Linked DNA regions of Homo sapiens: region 1 is linked to region 2. Evidence: read pairs that join two places in POLR2A ChIA-PET (ENCODE). Cell type or tissue: endothelial cell of umbilical vein. All regions are shown on one strand. Each heading gives the region's core, and the rest is flanking DNA. Links, peaks and the distances in the headings are about the cores only.

Region 1 (16,573 bases), core at 4,644-7,143, 170 kb before region 2:
TACATTCTGAGAAATACATCATTAGGTGATTTCACCGTTGTGTGAACATGATAGAGTGTACTTTACACAAACCTAGATGGTATAGCCTACTATACACCTAGGCTAAATGGCATAACTATTGCTCCTAGGCTACAAATCTATACAGCATGTTATGCGCTGAATATCGTAGGTAACACAATGCACTGAATATTGTAGGTAACACAATGCTAAGTATTCTGTATCTAAACACATCTAAACATAGAAAATAAGGGCTGGGTGTGGTGGCTCATGCCTATGATCTCAACACTTTGGGAGTCTGAGACAGGAGGGTCACTTGAAGCCTGGAGTTCAGGAGTAGCTTGGGTAAGATAGCAAGACTTTCTCTACAGACATTAAAAATAAAAAAAAAAAACTAGCCAAGCGTGTTGGCACACGTCTGTAGTCCTAGCTACTTGGGAGGTTGAGGTGGGAGAGCTGTTTGGGCCTAGAAGTTTGAGGTTACAGTGAGCTATGATCATGTCACTGCACTCTAGCCTGGGCAACAGAATGAGACTCTGTCTCTAAAAAGAGAAAAAAACATGTACAGTAAAAAAACAATAAAAAAGATAAAAAATGGTACACGTGTAGACGGCACCTCCAATATAATCTTATGGGACCACCATTGTATTATGTGGTCTGGTGTTGACTGAAACGTTGTTATGTGTGCATGACTGTACTTTGAAAACCAATATTCACCTGTAATCCCAGCACTTTGGGAGGCAGAGGCGGGTGGATCACAAGGTCAGGAGTTCAAGACCAGCCTGGCCAAGATGGTGAAAACCCATCTCTACTAAAAATACAATAAGTAGGCAGGGGTGATGGCAGGCACCTGTAATCCCAGCTACTTGGGGGCTGAGGCAGGAGAATCACTTGAACCCAGGTGGCAGAGGTTGCAGTGAGCCGAGACTGCGCTACTGCACTCCAGCCTGGGCGACAGAGTTAAGACTCTGTCTCCAAAAAAAAAAAAAAAAAAAAAAAAAAAAAAAAACAACAACAAGAAAATCAATATTCAGCTAATGTCTATGCTGTTACATTAAGAATTATTCATTATTTTAAAAGAAATGTTTCTTAATTTCAAAATTAATACATGCTGATTGTAGAAAATCTAAATATAGCAGTAATAAGAAAATGTAAGACTATGTCTCCACCCAACTCCCAAACATTCTCATGTTAATATTGCCATGTATCTTTCTCTAAACTTTTCTATGCATCATTATATCTACACAATTTTTGCTTTTTAAAATCCGAAAATATATGTATTCATGATTTACTTTTTCCATCTTTAAATGTCAACATATATACTTTATTCTTGGTAATAATTGCTTATTTCATTATATGAATATAAATTTATTTAACAATTTCCCCTACGGGTAAATATTGACATTATTTCTATTTGTCACTATTAAAAGTACTACTGCAAATGTACATCCATTTATCTTTTCTGCATAAATGGTAGTATTTCTATAACATGAGTTCCTGTAGCTACTATTGCTGAACAAAAGGGTAAATGTACATAAAACTGATACTACCAAACTGCCTTTGATTACAACAGTGACACTTTTTAAATTCTTTAAAAATTACACAGAAGGAAGAAGTGAAGTTTTAGCAACGATTTACAGTACTATTATTAAAGCAACATGCAGGAACTGTGGCCAGAGCACAAAGATTCACTCTTAAAAATTTAGATCAAACTCTGCAAAACATGTTACTAAAAGGTGTGGGCAAAACTTGGATATTTTGGAGTAGCAGCCATAACTTTTGCAGTCTGAGGTCCAACAGCAAAACTAGCATGAATTTCTTTTTCCTTCTTCCCAAATGTAAGGACAGAAGTGTTACATTTCTAAGTGTTATACTTCATAATTATTTACAGAAGTGTTTATATAATTATGTATCAAAACATAATCCATGATGCAGTGTTCATTCTATAGAAAAATGAGATTTCACATACATAATTTTGATATCTTACTCTTCAGTTAGAGAGTGAAGAGCTTATATAGTGGTTTATACTCATTCATATACTGCTTTGTATGTTCTTTTTTTCTTTTAGCCTGTCAGCAGGAAGTATGTATATGTTCTAAAATCACTGAATCCAAAAAAGATTTTCTCTTTATCCATGGGAAATTTCCCAAAAGATATTCATTGCATACTCCAAGAATTCAAAATGTTCAAAATTTTCAAAATGGTCAAAAATAAACTGCAATTACTTTTGCACCAACCTAGTAGCAGGTAATGAAATTATTCCCAATATATAAGCAATAAGGTATGGTCAAAACCACCATAATTTGTAGATGAAGTCACCTTTTCAAAACTCTGAATTCTGTTTCCAACAAGTAGAACAACTGAAATGCATAAAAGGGGATTCTAACATGCAACTCAGCTCTAAAACTAAAATGTAAGTATATTCTCTTGTTAATACATAAGCCAATACTTAGGTGCTGACTGCTTCTTTTAGAAATTCCCCAACAGCTAAAAAATGCAGAAGGAATAAATAAATTAGAAAAATAACTAAACTGCAACCCTTAAGAGGTTATATATCTGGGCAACAAATAACCATGGATGCTAAGAGTCTTAGGTAGAAGGTTGATAGGTAGATAAGATGACAACACCTGAATCTGTTGATCATTAATATCATCATTAGGAGTTAGACAACCAAGCTTTATTTGCCTCTCCTAATGCTATGTGATAAGAAGCACACAGTCCCACCTATAAAATATCATACTGAAAAGAAAAATAGAAAAAGAGAAAAGGAAAAGAACAGAACTCGAAGCTAATTATATCTCTAAATCCAAATACCAGTTTATCAGAAATATGGGGGAAGTAGAATATTACATGACACCAGAAGGAGGCAATCAGCCAACTCCAGAATGTTAAAACTTCTATAGGCTGAATTTTCCAGTTTCTTCACCAGGTCTACAGCACAAAGGAAAACAAATTTTAAAAGAGGGGGTTGTTATAGATGAAGAGAGATTCAAGAGACATTTCAAGCAAACGCAATGTGTGAATTTCGATCGGATCCCAATTTGAACACATCACAAAAAGATTTTTGAGACGAGTGAGAAAATTTGAAGATGAACTGGATACTTTATGTTAATTTTGTTATATAATAGTACTGTAGCAGAACAAAAAAGTCCTCAACTGTTAGTGATAGATACTGAATAATACATGGGTGAAATAATACATGAGAGAAATGGGAATTTGTTTTAAAATACTTAAGAGGCTGGGCGCAGTGGCTCACGCTTACGATCACAGCACTTTTGGGGGCCAAAAGGGAGGATCACTTGAGGCCAGAAGTTCATGACCAGTCGGGGCAACACAGCAAGATCCCACCTCTATCAAAAAATGAAAAAATTAGCTGGGCATGGTGGCTCACACCTATAGTCCTAGGCTTCAGCTACTCAGGAGGCTGAAGCAAAAGGATCACCTGAGACAGGCAAGTTGAAGATGCAGTGAGCTATGATCATGTCACTGTACTCCAGCCTGGGTTGACAGAGTGAGACTCTGTATCAAAACAAAAACAAACAAAAAAAACAACTCAAAGACAGATGAAACAAGATTGGCAAAACTTTGAATACTGTTGAAGCTAAGTAACGGCCAACTGGGATTACTATTCTGTTTTACATACTGTCATGTATATATCTGCATTTCCATACTAAAAAGTGGAAATAAAAAAGTTCTCCAAGCATTTTTATCTTACATTTAGAATCTCTATACACTGGGTGCCAGCAAGAATAGTAGTCTATCGCTTTTCCTCCCACTCACAAAGATGTCCTGGGCATTTCTAAACCCCTATTTGTAGAATAACTCTTAACCCTTACTCCTTAATTTCAACACATTTTTCAAGGTTTATTTCAAGTATTCTTAAGAGTCCTTTCTTGACTGCTTCAACTCCATAATTTTAGGATTCATGAAGCACTTATTTACTGTATTGTTATTACTTTTCACACAATTATTTTTGTGCTCTGCTAACAATCTTCTGTCATGCATCTATTATTTTTTCTTCCAAACTCTTTTATAACGAGGCATTTTCTCCAGTAGAAAGAATGCCATATTGACCTCTCTTGAACTTGAGGTTTTTTATATGTAAAGTGGGAATAAGGATATTTGTTTTACCTTCTTCCCAGCAATATGAAGTTCAAATGTTATAAAGGATGTGAAAATGCATTTTCTCAACTATAATGCCTTACACAGATACATTACACTACTTACTTGTTCAGAATTTGTTCTCAAGTACAACTACAAATACTCTGTCTGAAGCTCCTTAAAAATTGTTTTATAACTTTAGTTCACAATAATTCAAACTTCCAATAGAGTGGTTCTATGTACAAGCCCAATGACACCTGTTTTAAATAAATCACTAATTTTGCTAGAGGAGACAGAACCTATCACCCTAGTAAAAGAAATTTACTACAAATAACATATAGGAAAAACCCAGTAATGCTGGAGGAAGACAATACCCCATGCATATGCAAAAAGACAAGAAAACATGGCAGGTGGAATCTTCAAGTAGCATGTAAAGGTCAGACTTCAGGAATAGTGTTTATTCATGTAAGCAGTCTCTCAAAAGCAAGTAATGTCTAAACCCTTGTAATAGATAGAGCCAGATTTTCCTTTGGAGGTTTGGATTTAGAAAAACTTCACAATAAACTGTACCTCTCTGTGTGTTTATAACATAAACATCTGACACAAATTCAAGTACTTGCACTGAAATCTCATGGCAACATTTGGTATAAAATGGTAGTCATCCGGAATGATTCTAAATATACTTAATTTTTTTTCCTAGCTCCAAATTAAATAGCAAATTTTTAAAACATCAAAAAGCTCAGAGACCCCTGGAGACTACATCCATTTAAACCACTTTGATAGCACTGATTAAACAAATATTGAGGGCTTAATGTTCACTAGCAACCATCAGAGATACAAAGATAAGACACTGTCTCTGCCTTCAAGGAACTTACAATAATATAGTTTTCTTTCAATCAATAAACATTTGAGCACACAGTAAGCACCAGGCAGTGAGATACTGTACCAAATGCTGGAAATAAAAAAAAAAAAAAGTGATCCTTCTTCTTAAGAAACTAACAGGCAAACAAACAAGTGTAACAATAATTACAGTAGTGCCATCAGAGGTATGCACAGGAGCCTTCATAATAGTAGTCACATTTAAGCAAGTTTTAAAGAATGGCAATTTAACAAGTCCATGAAATAGAGAAGGCAAAGAGATGGAGAAAGTATTCCAGACAGAAAGCACACATGCAGTCAGAGATAACAACAACATGACACATTTAAGCACGTTTCTCTAAGCATGATCTACAGACAACCAGCAGCACAATTACCTGTAGTGCAAGATGTTACTTTTCACAGCTCTACTTAAATGTAATGAACCAGAATGTTTAAAGATTGAGCTTAGAAATCTACATTTTAATAAACACCTTCAATTTTATGTTCACTGAAGTTTACGAAGAACAGACTGAAAAAGAATTACTAAAATTCAGAACAGTTAAAGGAGTGGAGGATGTGCCAGAGATGAGAATAGACAAGGACTAGTTCAAGAAGAACCCTGCGTATCCAGCTAAGAAATGAATATGATCTCTTATCCTGAAAAACTATACAGAGGGCCAGGCACAACAGCTCACGCCTATAATCCCAGCACTTTGGGAGGCTGAGGTAGGAGGAATCACTTAAGCTCAAGAGTTTGAGTCCAGCCTGGGCAATATAGTGAGACCCCATCTCAAAAAAAAAAAAAAAAAAACCTAAAAAGAAAAACAAAAACCACACACACAGAGCCACTAATGGGTTGTCTCTCTCCCAAGCAAGTTAATGATGTAAGTGGAGTAGTAGTATGACAAAATAAAACTAAGAGCTTCAAATGTGAGGTTGGGTAATCTGTAAATAATTCTCCTAGATTCAGTAGGCTCAGGAGAAGCCCTGAAACTGATCAGAGAAGGTAAAAAGTACTACCTCTCCAAGACTCCTTCCATCATCCTCACTCACAAATAGGTAAATTTCCTCTGCTCAATCTAATTCTTCACTTTTCTGAAAAGCACTTGGCACTATGTCTAGTTTCAAAGTGATCCTCATGACTGCATGGCATCCAGAGTCCAAAGTGGTAACTTTTTTATTTAACAAAGAGATATTAAAATGTGCAACTTGCGGGCTGGGCGTGGTAGCTCACGCCTGTAATCCTAGCACTTTGGGAGGCCAAGGCAGGTGGATCACCTGAGGTCAGGAGTTCGAGATCAAGCCTGACCAACATGGTGAAACCCTGACTCTACTAAAAATACAAAATTAGCCAGGCATGGTGGCTCATGCCTATAATCCCAGCTACTCGGGAGGCTGAGGGAAGAGAATCGCTTGAACCCAGGAAGCAGAGGTTGCAGTGAGCTGACTGCACCATTGCACTCCAGCCTGGGCAACAAGAGCAAAACTCCATCTCAAATAGACAGACAGACAGATAGATAGATAGATAGATAGATAGATAGATAGATAGATAGATAGATAGATAGATAGACAGACAGACAGAGCAACTTGCTTTTACAACAAATAATTCCCCAATTTTTTCCTTTTTTTTTCCTTGAGTTCCTTCAACTACAGAGCCAAGTGTCTTAATGATTTGCCTTCATTTTTTATGAGGTACAGAACACAGGGTACATCAACCATCATTAGGTTCATCTGATACAATGACCTGTGAAAATAAAAGACTTTGATGAATCTATCAATTACACTATCAACAAAAGTAATTCTTAATTCTCTGCAGCCTTTCTTTAAAAAAAAAAAAAATTTCGCAGCCTTTTTTTTTGAGACAGAGTCTTGCTCTGTCACCCAGGCTGGAGTGCAGTGATGTATCTCAGCTCACTACAAGCTCCACCTCCCGGGTTCAAGTGATTCTCGTGTCTCAGCCTCGTAGTAGCCGGGATTACAGGCACGTGCCACCATGCCCGGTAAGTTTTTTTATTTTTAGTAGAGACCAGGTATTGCCATGTTGGCCAGGCTGGTCTCAAGCTCCCGACCCCAGGTGATCTGCCCACCTTGGCTCGCAAAGTGCTGAGATTACAGGCATGTGCCACCATGCCTCGCCTGTTTCTTTTTTTTGAAGAGAGAAGGCGTTACTCTGTCACCCAAGCTGGAGTGCAGTGGTGTGAGCATAGCTAACTATAGCATCAAACTCCCGGGGCTTGAGTGATCCTCCCATGTCAGCCTCCTGAGTAGATTACAGTCATGAGCCACTATGCCTGGCTAATTTTTAAAAAAATTTTTGTAGACAGCAGGGGTCTCACTATGTTGCCCAGGCTAGTTTCAAAAATCCTGGGCTCAAGAGATCCCCTCACCTTGATCTCTCAAAGTGATGGGATTACAGGCATGAGCCACTGTGTGCCCAGCAAGAATCAGCTTCAAGTGCCTATCTTTGATCTATAGCACATTACTATAAATTCTGAAAAGCAATCTTTATATAGACTTTAGAGTTGAGAGAATAAAATTATTATATATTTTAAGTCCGTAAATTCTTATAACTATATGATCTGCAAACTAGATCTTTAATCCTTCATCAATTAAACAGTATGCAAAAAATTTCATAGTAAAAATACTATCACTCAAAAAATACCAGTACTTGTTAAAATTCTTTATACTGAATAATTTTACATCCCTTCTCTTCCTACGTTATGTCTCAATTTATTATATCATGGTCAGTAAACAATCACTTAGATAACATAGATATTAATAATAAATTTCAATCTCCCTCTCATCACTATTTTAATTCTGCCAGTTTCCTAATGCCTTTAAAAAAATTTCCAGCTTCCCAAAACAGGTATTAACCAAAACCGCGACTTAAAAAAACTTAGCATTCAATATACTGAAATCATGCCAATTTTTAAAGACTATTTATATATGAGGGACTTTTCATTCAATTATACAGCACCGTCAGGTGCTGTATTTTTGTACATCTTTCTACAATGAAGAGGCTATAAAATACGTTTAGCTGTAGTTCTATCTCTTCTTAACAACTGAAGTATAGTTAGGATATGGGCATTCAATAATCCTTCTTAATATAATAAACTTCAGGGTTAACTATTAGATCTTCAAGCAATACAGGCTGGGTGCAGTGGCTCATGCCTGTAATCTCAGCACTTTGGGAAGCCAAGGTGGGCAGATCACCTGAGGTCGGGTGTTCGAGACCAGTCTGGCGAACATAGTGAAACCCCATCTCTACTAAAAATAAAAAAAATAAAAAAATAAAAAAAAAAATTAGCTGGGTGTGGTGGTGCATAGCTGTAATCCCATTTACTTGGGAGGCTGAGGCAGGAGAATCGCTTGAACCCAGGATGCAGAAGTTGCAGTGAGCCAAAACTGCGCCACTGCACTCTAGCCTGGGCGACAGAGTGAGACTCCTTCTCAGAAATAAAAATAAAAAATAAATAAAAATAAAAAATGACCTTCAAGCAATATGATTCATGACTCAATGCTTACTATATGCCAAACCCTGTGCTAGCCATTGTAGATACAATGATATTAGTGATAAAACAGACAAGATGTTTATAGTCATAAAGCTTATGTTTTAGTAAAAATATAAAGCACGGCAGCAATGAAATAAAACAAGTATTTCAGATACTATTTTAGATAATGGAAGAGGGGAGGCCTCACTAGTATGTGATATTTGAGTTTAGCTAAGATTATGCCAAGAACATAAGAATGATCCAGGCAGAGGAAATCACGAGTACAAAGTCCCTAAGGCAGAAACAAATGTAAAATATTCAAAAGAACAACAACAAAAAATCAATATGGAAGTAATAGTGAGATAAGAGAATAGTGAGACGAGATTAGGGAAGGAGGGCCTTATGGTCATAAAAAGTTAATATTTTAAGTAAAACAGAAAGTCACTGGAAGCTTTTTAAGTGGGAGAATTGTATGATCTGGTTTATGCTTCAGAAGAAGCATAGTAGCTTCTACAGAAAATAAATGATAGAAGGCAAAAGAGAAACATGGAGAGTATTCCACTCCAGTGTCTAGTCAAGAGATTACAAGGGCCTGGATGAGGACAACAGTAGAAATGGATAAAAGTGTACTGATTCAAAATATACTTTTGGCCAGGCGCGGCGGTTCATGCCTATAATCCCAGCACTTTGTGAAGTCAGGAGTTCGAGACCAGCCTGGCCAACACGATGAAATCCTGTTAAAAATATAAAAATTAGCTGGGCGTGGTGGCGCGCACCTGTAGTCCCATCTACTCTGGAGGCTGAGGCAGGAGAACTGCTTGAACCCAGGAGGCAGAGGTTGCAGTGAACCAATATTGTGCCACTGCACTCCAGCCTGGGTGACAGAGCAAGACTCCATTTCAAAACAAAACAAAACAAAAATATACTTTGAAGGAGGACCCAGTACAGACCAATAAATTAGACATAGGGGTTAAGGGGAAAGGACCAATCAAGACTGACAGCTTAGAGTTTTAAGCAACTGGATAGAGATGTAGCCATTTAAAGAAATAGATGATGCAGGGGCAGTGGCTCACACCTGTAATCCCAGTACTTTGGTAGGCCGAGGCGGGCGTATCACCTGAGGTCGGGAGTTTGAGACCAGCCTGACCAACATGGAGAAACCCCGCCTCTAGTAAACATACAAAATTAGCTGGGCATGATGGCGCATGCCTGTAATCCCAGCTACTTGGGAAGCTGAGGCAGGAGAATCGCTTGAACCTCGAAAGCGGAGGTTGCAGTGAGCCAAGATCGTGCCATTGCACTCCAGCCTGGGCAACAAGAGCGAAACTCCATCTAAAAAAGGAAGGAAGGAAGGAAAAAAGGAAGGAAGGAAGGAAGAAAGGGAGGAAGGAAGGGAGGGAGGAAGAGAGGAAAGGAGGAAAGGAAGAAAGAGAGAGAGAGAGAAAAAAGAAAGAAAGAAGAAGAAAGAAAGAAAGAAAAGGAAAGAAAGAAGGAAAGAAAGAAATAGATGAGGCCTGGTGCTGTGACTCATGCCTGTAAATCCAGCACTTTGGGAGGCCGAGGCAGGTGGACCACTTGAGGCCAGGAGTTTGAGACCAGCCTGGCCAACATGGTGAAATCCCATCTCGAATAAAAATAAAAAAATTAGCCAGGCTTGGTGGCCACCTGTAATCTCAGCTACTCAGGAGGCTGAGGCACAAGGCTCACTTGAATCCTGAAGGTGGAGATTGCAGTGAGCTGAGATCATGCCATTGCACTCCAGCCTGGGTGACAGAGCAAGAGTCTGTCGAAAGAAAGAAAGACAGAAAGACAGACAGACAGACAGAAAGAGAGAGAAAGAGAGAAAGAGAAAGAAAGAAAGAAAGAAAGAAAAAAGAAAGAAAGAAAGAAAAAAGAAAAGAGAAAAGAAAAGAAAAGGAAAAAAAATAGATGAGCCTAAAAAACAATAACCAAAAGTAGATAGTTGGGGGCAGAAGAACATCAAGAATTCCAAGTGAAGCTGTCAACTTGGGTATACAAGTCTGGAGCTTAGGAAGATTATGACTGGACATAAAAAATTGAGGGTAACCACACACAGAGATTATATTTAAAGTCAGGTAATAACCTAAAAACCAAGTTTTTTAAAAGGAGAGGGGACTGCAGTTGAGTCTTAGACATTTAAAGCACCTGGGCATAACAGAATAAGCCAGGAAAAAATGACCAATAGTGGTTAGTTAAGTGTGGTACCTAGAAATCCAAAGTTGAACCTTCCTAGTAGGAAGAAAGAGAAGGGATGATTATTTACATCAAATCTGAAAAAATGTATATAAATTATAGAAGACTACCAATTAGTTTGACAACACAGGAGGTTATAGTAGTGTTGTGCAACCTGATAATGAATACAAACAGCTTTCTCAAGGAGTTTTGCTCTTAAGAGGATTAGAGAAATGAAATAATAAAAAAGGGAAATAATTCTGTTATATTTACATGTGATAGGAATGATCTAATAGAGAAACTGAAGATGCAAGAGACATGGGATGACTGCAGGCAAGAGGGAAGAATGAAGATTCTGAAAAGGTGAGAAGGGGTAAGATCCAGAGGGCAAGTGGAGGAACAGGACTCCAATTTTTTTAAAAGTGACATTTTTCTTTTTTCTTTATCTTTTTTGAGACGGAGTTTTGCTCTTGTCGCCCAGGCTGGAGTGCAGTGGCATGATCTCAGCTCACTGCAACCTCTGCCTCCCGAGTTCAAGCAATTCTCCTGCGTGTGCCTCCGAGTAGCTGGGATTACAGGCGCCCGCCACTACAGCCAGCTAATTTTTTGTATTTTTAGTAGACATGGGGTTTTGCCAAGTTCGGCAGGCTGGTCTCGAATTCCTGATCTCAGGTGATCTGCCCACCTCAGCCTCCCAAAGTGCTGGGATTACAGGCGTGAGCCACCGCGCCTGGCCATTTTTCTGTTTTGTAAGAGAAAAAACAGAATTTGAATATAAATACAAAATTTTAGATTTGAAGTTGTGTCCCCAGGACCCAAAACAGTAGCTGGCATATAACAAGCCCTCAATAAATATTTACTAATTTAGAGCACTGAATTAGAACTTTATTTTTTTTTTTTTGAGACAAGGTCTCACTTTGTCACCCAGGCTAGAATGTAGTGGTGTGATCTCAGCTCACTGCAGCCTAGACCTCCCAGGCTCAAGCGATCATCCCGCCTCAGCTCAAGTAGCTGGGACTACGGGCACAAGCAACCACACTTGGCTAACTATGGTATTTTTTTTGTACAGATGGGGTTTCATCATGTTGCCAAGGCCAGTCTTGAATTCTTGGGCTCAAGCAACTGGCCAGCCTCAGCCTCCCAAAGTGCTAGGAATACAGGTGTGAGCCACCACGCCTGGCCAGCACTTATTTCACTTAAAATCTTAACTTCTTATGGCCCCTAGGCCCTACTCCTCTCATCTCTTCTTAATATTCTTCCCTTGGTCTATTACTCCCATGTTTGATATTTTTTCCCTGTTCTTTAGGACAATCTAAATTTGTTCCTGCCTTGGAGCTTGTGTACTTGCTGTTCCCTCTACCTAATTATATTTAAAGAAAGTCATACCATTGAAATAGTACTTGCTTAAGCCAATAAAATCAGAGAAAAAATAGTACTCTTCGTTGGAAACAGTATATTATCAAGATTCCTTTGCTCTAAATAAGTGGTAGGCAAACTAGAACCCTGGGTCAAATCCAGCCTGCTTCCTGATTCTGTAGACAAAGTGTTATCGGAACACTGTCATGTCCATTCATTTACACACACAGTCTGCTTTACAGCTGCAAGACCAGAGCTGAGTAGTTACAACAGAAACCATATCATTGCAAGTCTTAAATATTTATTCTTTAGCCCTTTACAGGAAAGTTCTGCTGATCCTTGCTCTAAATTTAATTCTAAATTCCAAAATAATTAGGCAAGTAAAAGAGGATTTTCAATAACACACACGTATTTTTTTAACAATCAGGAACCAAATTAAATTTAAAAATGAGAAAATGTATGGAGAAACTGAGCTAGCTATAAAATCTAGTATTAAATGTCACATGTTGACCCAGGTTTTTAAAACTCTATCCCCTTAAATAATCAAATTTTAAAGTCACAATAGGGTTTTTTTTAAAACTCAGTATTTAATCCTTCATTTGGCTGAATAAAATTATCATGAGATTTCCTGGTGTTAAAAAATGAGGATTTTGGCCAGGCACAGGGGCTCATGCCTATAATCTCAGCACGTTGGGAGGCCAAGGCAGACAGATCACTTGAGCCCAAGAGTTCAAGACTAGCCTGGACAACATGATGAAACCCTATCTGTACAAAAAAATACAAAATTAGCCAAGTGTGGTGGTGTGTACCTGTAGTTCCAGCTACTTGGGGTGCTGTGATAGGACGACTGCTTGGGCCTGGGAGGTGGAGGCTTCAGTGACCCATGATCACACTACTGTACTCCAGTCTGTGCGACCTTGAGGTCCTTTTTTGAGTCCCTATCCACCCCCCAAAAAAAAGGATTTCACACAATTGTCTACCATAGCTGCTGAAACAAACGGTATTTCCATTTCTTTTTCCTAAGAGCAGTTATTGTCTTGTGCTAGCTCTTAGAATCCTTGGGAATGTTTATGGTAGGAGAAGGGTTAAAAGTGTTCTAAGCCCTTCACTTCCATTTCAACCAGAGTTGTTTTCCTTTTATCTGTTTTATATATTTTGTTTTTGCAGAAGTATTTGAAAAGCACAGGTAGTCATAAATTCAGCCAATAGCTAACAGCACTGGTTTAGTGAGAAAAAGCAAGACATGGATCTAAAATAGACCAGGAATATCACCCTAGTTCTGATAACTTACAATCCGTGACTTCAGGGAAGTTAGTTAACCCTTCTGAAACTTTGTTTTCACATCTTTGAGAAGAAGTTAACATTGGACTCACAGTATAAAAATAATGCAGTAACACATGTAAAACATTTACCTGGCACAGCAGCGCTCAACAAATTGTAATTCACTCCTTCTTCTCTTACTATTAAGTTTAACAATACAGAATTACTGATACCAGACCAATTCTGACCTATAAAAATGGCATTCATATAGTTCAACTTAATCCTGCAAAAATCAGCTGTGCAGACAAGAGTTACCAGAGGGTAGAAAGGCCGCCTTACAAGGGTGGCCCTTGGCTGGCATTTGGGAATTTAGCTGGTAAACAGTTCCCTACATTGATAAGAAACTTTCCTCAAATGATAAGGGCAGCTTACTCTGCCTACACTGTTTATACAAACAATATGGTTTATGTTGTATACTTATTTTCTTTCTGGGAGTCTGGAATTTTGGTACATTCTAGGCAGATGCCTACGTGCCATCCCTCAAGAAAAACTTTGGGCACTCAGTCTCTAATGAGCTTCCTTGGTAGACAACATTTCACATGTGTTGTCACAATTCATTGCTGAAGAAATTAAGTGCATCCTATGTGCCTCAATGGGGAGAAGCCTCATAGAATTTTGCACCTGCTTTCCTCCAGGTTTCACCCCATGTACCTTTTCCCTTTGCTGATTTCGCTTTGGATTCTTTTGCTGTAATAAATCTTAGCCATAAGTACAACTACATTCTGGATCCTGTGAGTCCTTCCAGCAAATCTTTGAGCCTGTGGACGGTCTTGGGATCACATTTGACACATCAACTTTTAAAATACAACTATTTTAATGGCAATTTTGTTAAACTGTATTGTACATAGTCCTAACTTCTCAGAATATATTACATTTAAAATTAGATGGCAAGGTAAATTTTGATGTATTTACATGCTATCATAATGTGATACTCTCAAGGGTTAAATTCTATAAACCTACTTTCTCCTATACTAAATGTCCCAAATTGCCAGGGCACTGACTTCTTCTGAGTAGACACAAACTTTCAGGAATGCAATCTGGCAACATATATCAGTAGCCTTTAAAAAGATCTTGCATTCCATTTGACCTAGTAATTCTAGATCACATTTATTCTAAGTAAATCATTAAAGACATGTACAAAAATTATGCCAAAATGCTAATTTCAATGCAATATTTGGCTCAAACAACGTACATATTCAATGAGACTGATTAAAACTTAATTTTGGTATACCTCTAGACTGGAATACCATGAAACCATTCAAACAGGAGTTTGAAGAAAGAAAGGAAGAAAAAAAGAAAGCCTTTGCATACTATTAAAAGGAGTCTGAATTTAGACTTAAAGGCAACAAAGAAGCAGTGATGTAAAAACCTGGGAAAATTAAATGACTTATGTGTTTTTAGAAAAATTATGGCTTATGTGTATTGCTGTCTTTGAGTGAAAAATAGAATATATGAATAAGACGGCTTTTTTGGTGTGAATTTATTAGAGAGGACGAGGGAAAGAAGAGAGAATTAGTATAGTACTAATTTTATTAAGTTTGAACTACTCACAGAACATCTAAGTGGTCTAGTAATGCAGAGGGCTATGTGAGTAGAGCCCACGAGAGAATTAGGTAAGGATGATTTGGAAGTCATGAGCATGCAAAAACAGTGAAAGCTATAGAAGTAGATGACATCTCCAGGACAGTTTAAAAAGTAAGGAAGTACAGATCCCTAGAAAACACAAATATTTAAGAAAAAGAAGAAACATTTAAAAAGGAGATCATGCCATAAAAAGAAAACCAGATGGAAAAAAGAGATCGACGATTCCTCAAAATGTTAAATGTGGAATTATGTTATGACCTAGCAATTCCACTCCTAGCTATAAAACCAAAAGAATTTAAAACAGGGAGTCAAACAGATACCTGTATACCAATGTTCATAGCAGTACTATTTCCAATAGCCAAAAGGTAGGAACAACCCAAGTGTACGTCAAGAGATGAATGGATAAGCAAAATATAGTACATCTATACAATGGACTATTATTCAGCCATAAAAAGGAATGGAATTCTGGTATATGCTATAACATGGTTGAATCCTGAAAACATTATGCTAAGTAAAATAAGCCAGACATAAGAGAATAAGTATTTTATAATTCCACTTATATGAGGTATCTAGAATAGGCAAATAAAGATAGAAACTACAATAGAGGTTATGAGGTACTAGGAGAAGGGGAAAGAAGGAGTTATTTAGTGAATGCGGAGTTTCTATTTGGGATGATAAAGTTTGAAAACAGTAGTGATGGCTGCACAACACTGTGAATGTACTTACTGCCACCGAATTGTTCACTTAAAAATGGTTAACACGATAAATGTTGTATCTATTTTACCACAACTTAAAAATATATATTTTCACTAAAGCCAAAGGTAAAGAGAGTCAATAGTATCAAATTCTGCTGCAAGATCGGGCAATGTAAGAAGATCTGAGAACTAGGCATGGGCCTTAATGTGATGGTAGCATGGTCACTGTAATAACTAAATTATACATAGCAGGTGGAAGAATTAATAAAAGGAAGAACACCATAAGGATTTGGACATCTGAATGGACCTACATTTTAGACCGTGCCCAATTACAGGAATTAGAGGAACAGATAAAATTGACAAAGGGTCAAGACTTAATCCAAATGAGTCACCCAGGCCCTACCTTTGACCCCTTCAGGTGATACTGGGAGCCTGGAGAAGGTGAAATGCTGCTCCTAAGCCTTGGTAAGTAAAGCAGGTAGAACAAATAGTGTGGTAAGGCTGGTTTGCATCTGGCTCCAAGGAGTATCAGGGTGTGGTTTCCTTTCCCTCAGAGATATCAAAGACTGAAAGTAGCATTCTCCTGGCCTAGAATCGGTGATAGTGGATCTTCAGAGGGCAATTTATTGACTCCCCCAACAACACTGTCACAAAACTACTGGTAGATCAGCTACTGTGTCCTGCCTGGTATGGGATTGAGTGCAGTGGGACTGGAATTATTCTTGGAAATAGGGTCACTGCTGCTCCAAACTGATAATCAGGCACTATCCTAGGAGGTATTTTATAGAGCAGATAATCCAATCTCCAGTTTTACAGACCAGGAGATGACTGATCTAAGTGTCACAAACCCTACCTCCAAGTCCTACCTCTACCACTAAAGTCACTATATATCCTTGGGACATGCCACATAACTACTCTGGGGTCTCAGTGCCCATATCTGTAAAATAAACTAACTCTTAATTCTAAGTCAACATGGTA
Region 2 (2,500 bases), core at 1-2,500:
GTTTTCCACTAGTCCACGCTGCACCTACATAGATCTTCAGCACTGAGTGCTATGAGGATGGGGATATTTGAGAGGGTTCTCCTTCCTCTCCTCTTCCCTCTCCCCTGCCTGCTGACCTTCCCTTCTTCTATCCTTTCCTGAGTTGCCCATTCCTCCTCTTGCACCTCCCACTCCACTTCTCCTTCTCTCCACCAATTGGTGTCCTTGGGACTGAATTTCAGGTGATTCTAGGCTAGGAGGCCTGGGCTGTTAAGTTACAGAACCCCTCCTTTCCAGGTGCAGACAAAGTCTCCCCTTGAAGCTTGGGTCAGAGGTAAGGTCATTTTCTTCAAATACTCAACCCACACATTTCACCATTTTGAAATTCATCCAGGCTTGCAAAATGTCAGAATGCAAATTCTCCTGAAAGGGGAGTTTATTTGTTCTTCACAATTCAATGTGAATTACTTTAATCAGATAATCAGCCAATTTCCCTCCTAACAGCTGGTTGAGATCAGGCTGCACTATATTCTTTTTATTAAAAAAAGATCTTACTAAGACTATATCAGAAGTCTTCAAGCTTTATCACGTGTAAAATTCACTTAGGAAATTCACTGAAATGCAGATTCCTAGGTTCTATTCCCAGATATTCCAACTTGGTAGGTCCGGATGATTCTGGTGCAGGTGGCTGGTGAACCACACTGGGAAATACCGAGGTAGAGGATTGGACAGAACTTGGGGACAGGGGAGCGGTCAGAGGGCCTATCTCAGGAGGACATGCTTGGCAAGCTGCCAAAACAAAGGCCTTTGAACTAAACAGAGAACGAAGTGGAAGGAAAGAGGAAGGGGGAAGAGAGCCCAGAATAGAAGGGAATGGAAGCAGATGCCTTCTCCGTGATGTTGTTAGTACTTGAACCCACCCTACAACCCCAGGCTTCTGGCGTGTACCGAAGACTTGGGCACTTATCACGCATCAGGCACGGTATAGGTATTAATGAGCTTTCCAGCTCATTGAATTCTTACCACTTCTTATTATCTCTGTTTGGGGATTACAGAGGCTGTAAAAGTTTTACGAGGCAGGGCTAGACCCAGAAGCCTTGTCTGTGTGATTCCATATCCACACGCCCCAACCACGTGTTGCACTGCTGAATCTGCACCATCATCAGGTTATGCGGGCTCAAAGGGAAGTGTGCTCAGGAGTGAATTTCAATGGCTCAGAGGCCCACGCTTTCCTCTGGGATGGGCTGCTTTGGTGCCCCCTGGTGGCTGCTAACCTGGTGTGCGGCGTCCAGGCAAGAACAAGCAATGAACTGAGTCCTAGCTCCCCAGCAGGGAAATATGGAAGATTCTTAAAATATCACACTTCCCACCTGATCAGACACGCAAACTCTTTTCTCCCATTATCTGAGCAATTTCAGGAAACTCCCGTTAGTGCTACGTCCCTCAGCTTCTGCCTCAGTGACACGTTACACACTAATTTATAAATTACAAGCCACTGCCTTGTAACCTGATCACAGCTGCACACACCTCACCTTCCCTCCAACCATATAGGCTCAGAGAACCCGCTTCATTTTCATTAAATAGTAAGGAAAAGCTCCCCGGGCTTCTGTATTCTACTAGGCCTGCTTTTATTTTTAACAGCCTGTCTGCCAATGCACTAGTGGGCTAAAAATAGACTTACTTATAATACAATTCATCATGCACTCAGCTGCCAGGAGGAAGCTTAATTTAAGCTTCATCCAAGATGAAATACCTTTAAGAAACATATTATTTCATGTAACTATTAATATCAGTTTTTAAGAGTCCTCCAATATGAACTCTTTGATACATACTTTGGAAATGAGGGAACGTTAGAATGTTATGAAAAGAGATCTCGGCAAAACTATCTTGCCATAGTCTTGGCCAAGGTTAGAAAATGCTTTGGGAGCTCTTTTCCTTAACTCCAAACTCTTTTAGTTTCTCTTTGCTTTTTCTCTTAATTCTAGCTCTTTGTTTCAACTTGATCTGAATAAATTGGATCATCATAGAGTTGCCAGATTTAGCAAATAAAAATACAGAATGCCTAGTTAAATTTCCGATAAACATTGACAGTTTTTTAGTATAAGTAAGTCTCAAACATTGCGTGGTTTGCTCAGGACTTTTCTGGTTTTAGCACTGAAAGTTCTACATGCGGGAATGCCTTCAGTCCCAGGCAAATGAGGCAGCCAGTCGCCTTAACTACAATATAAATCATACCCTTCCCCCATCTTCAGGATTTATTTCCCACTAGGAAGTCTTGTGGGAGAGAAACTTTTAAAAATAACAGCTTTATTGAGACATAATTCACATATCATAAAACACCTCTTAAAAGTATACAATTCGGTGATTTTAGTATACCTATAGAGTTGTACAACTATCACCACTATCTAATTTTAGAATATTTTCATCACCATGAAAACCCCATACCTACTGTCAGTCACTCACCATTCTCCACTCCCCTCAGGCCCTGGATACCACTAAGATACTTTCTGTCTCTATGGAT

The links. Peaks named below come from ENCODE experiments on the same cell type or tissue, not always from the same donor. Only the 100,000 strongest peaks of a DNase experiment are listed, where the experiment ranks them.
Region 1: POLR2A ChIA-PET joins it to region 2 with 5 read pairs; 3 of 35 experiments call an interaction of 5 or more read pairs at or near these places.

Annotation. Positions count from the first base shown.
Region 1 is chr7:105,044,412-105,060,984 of GRCh38, reverse strand. The region is part of intron 3 of KMT2E (lysine methyltransferase 2E (inactive)); the gene reads right to left. Among named protein-coding and RNA genes, the nearest start is that of KMT2E, 38 kb to the right of the region's middle. In endothelial cell of umbilical vein, for the core only: no CTCF peak of the experiment used is centred there; no DNase peak of the experiment used is centred there.
Region 2 is chr7:104,882,589-104,885,088 of GRCh38, reverse strand. The region is part of intron 2 of LHFPL3 (LHFPL tetraspan subfamily member 3); the gene reads right to left. Among named protein-coding and RNA genes, the nearest start is that of LHFPL3-AS2, 43 kb to the left of the region's middle. In endothelial cell of umbilical vein, for the core only: a CTCF peak has its summit at 1,240 (motif pointing left); a DNase peak (open chromatin) is centred at 1,198; H3K27ac peaks cover 275 bases.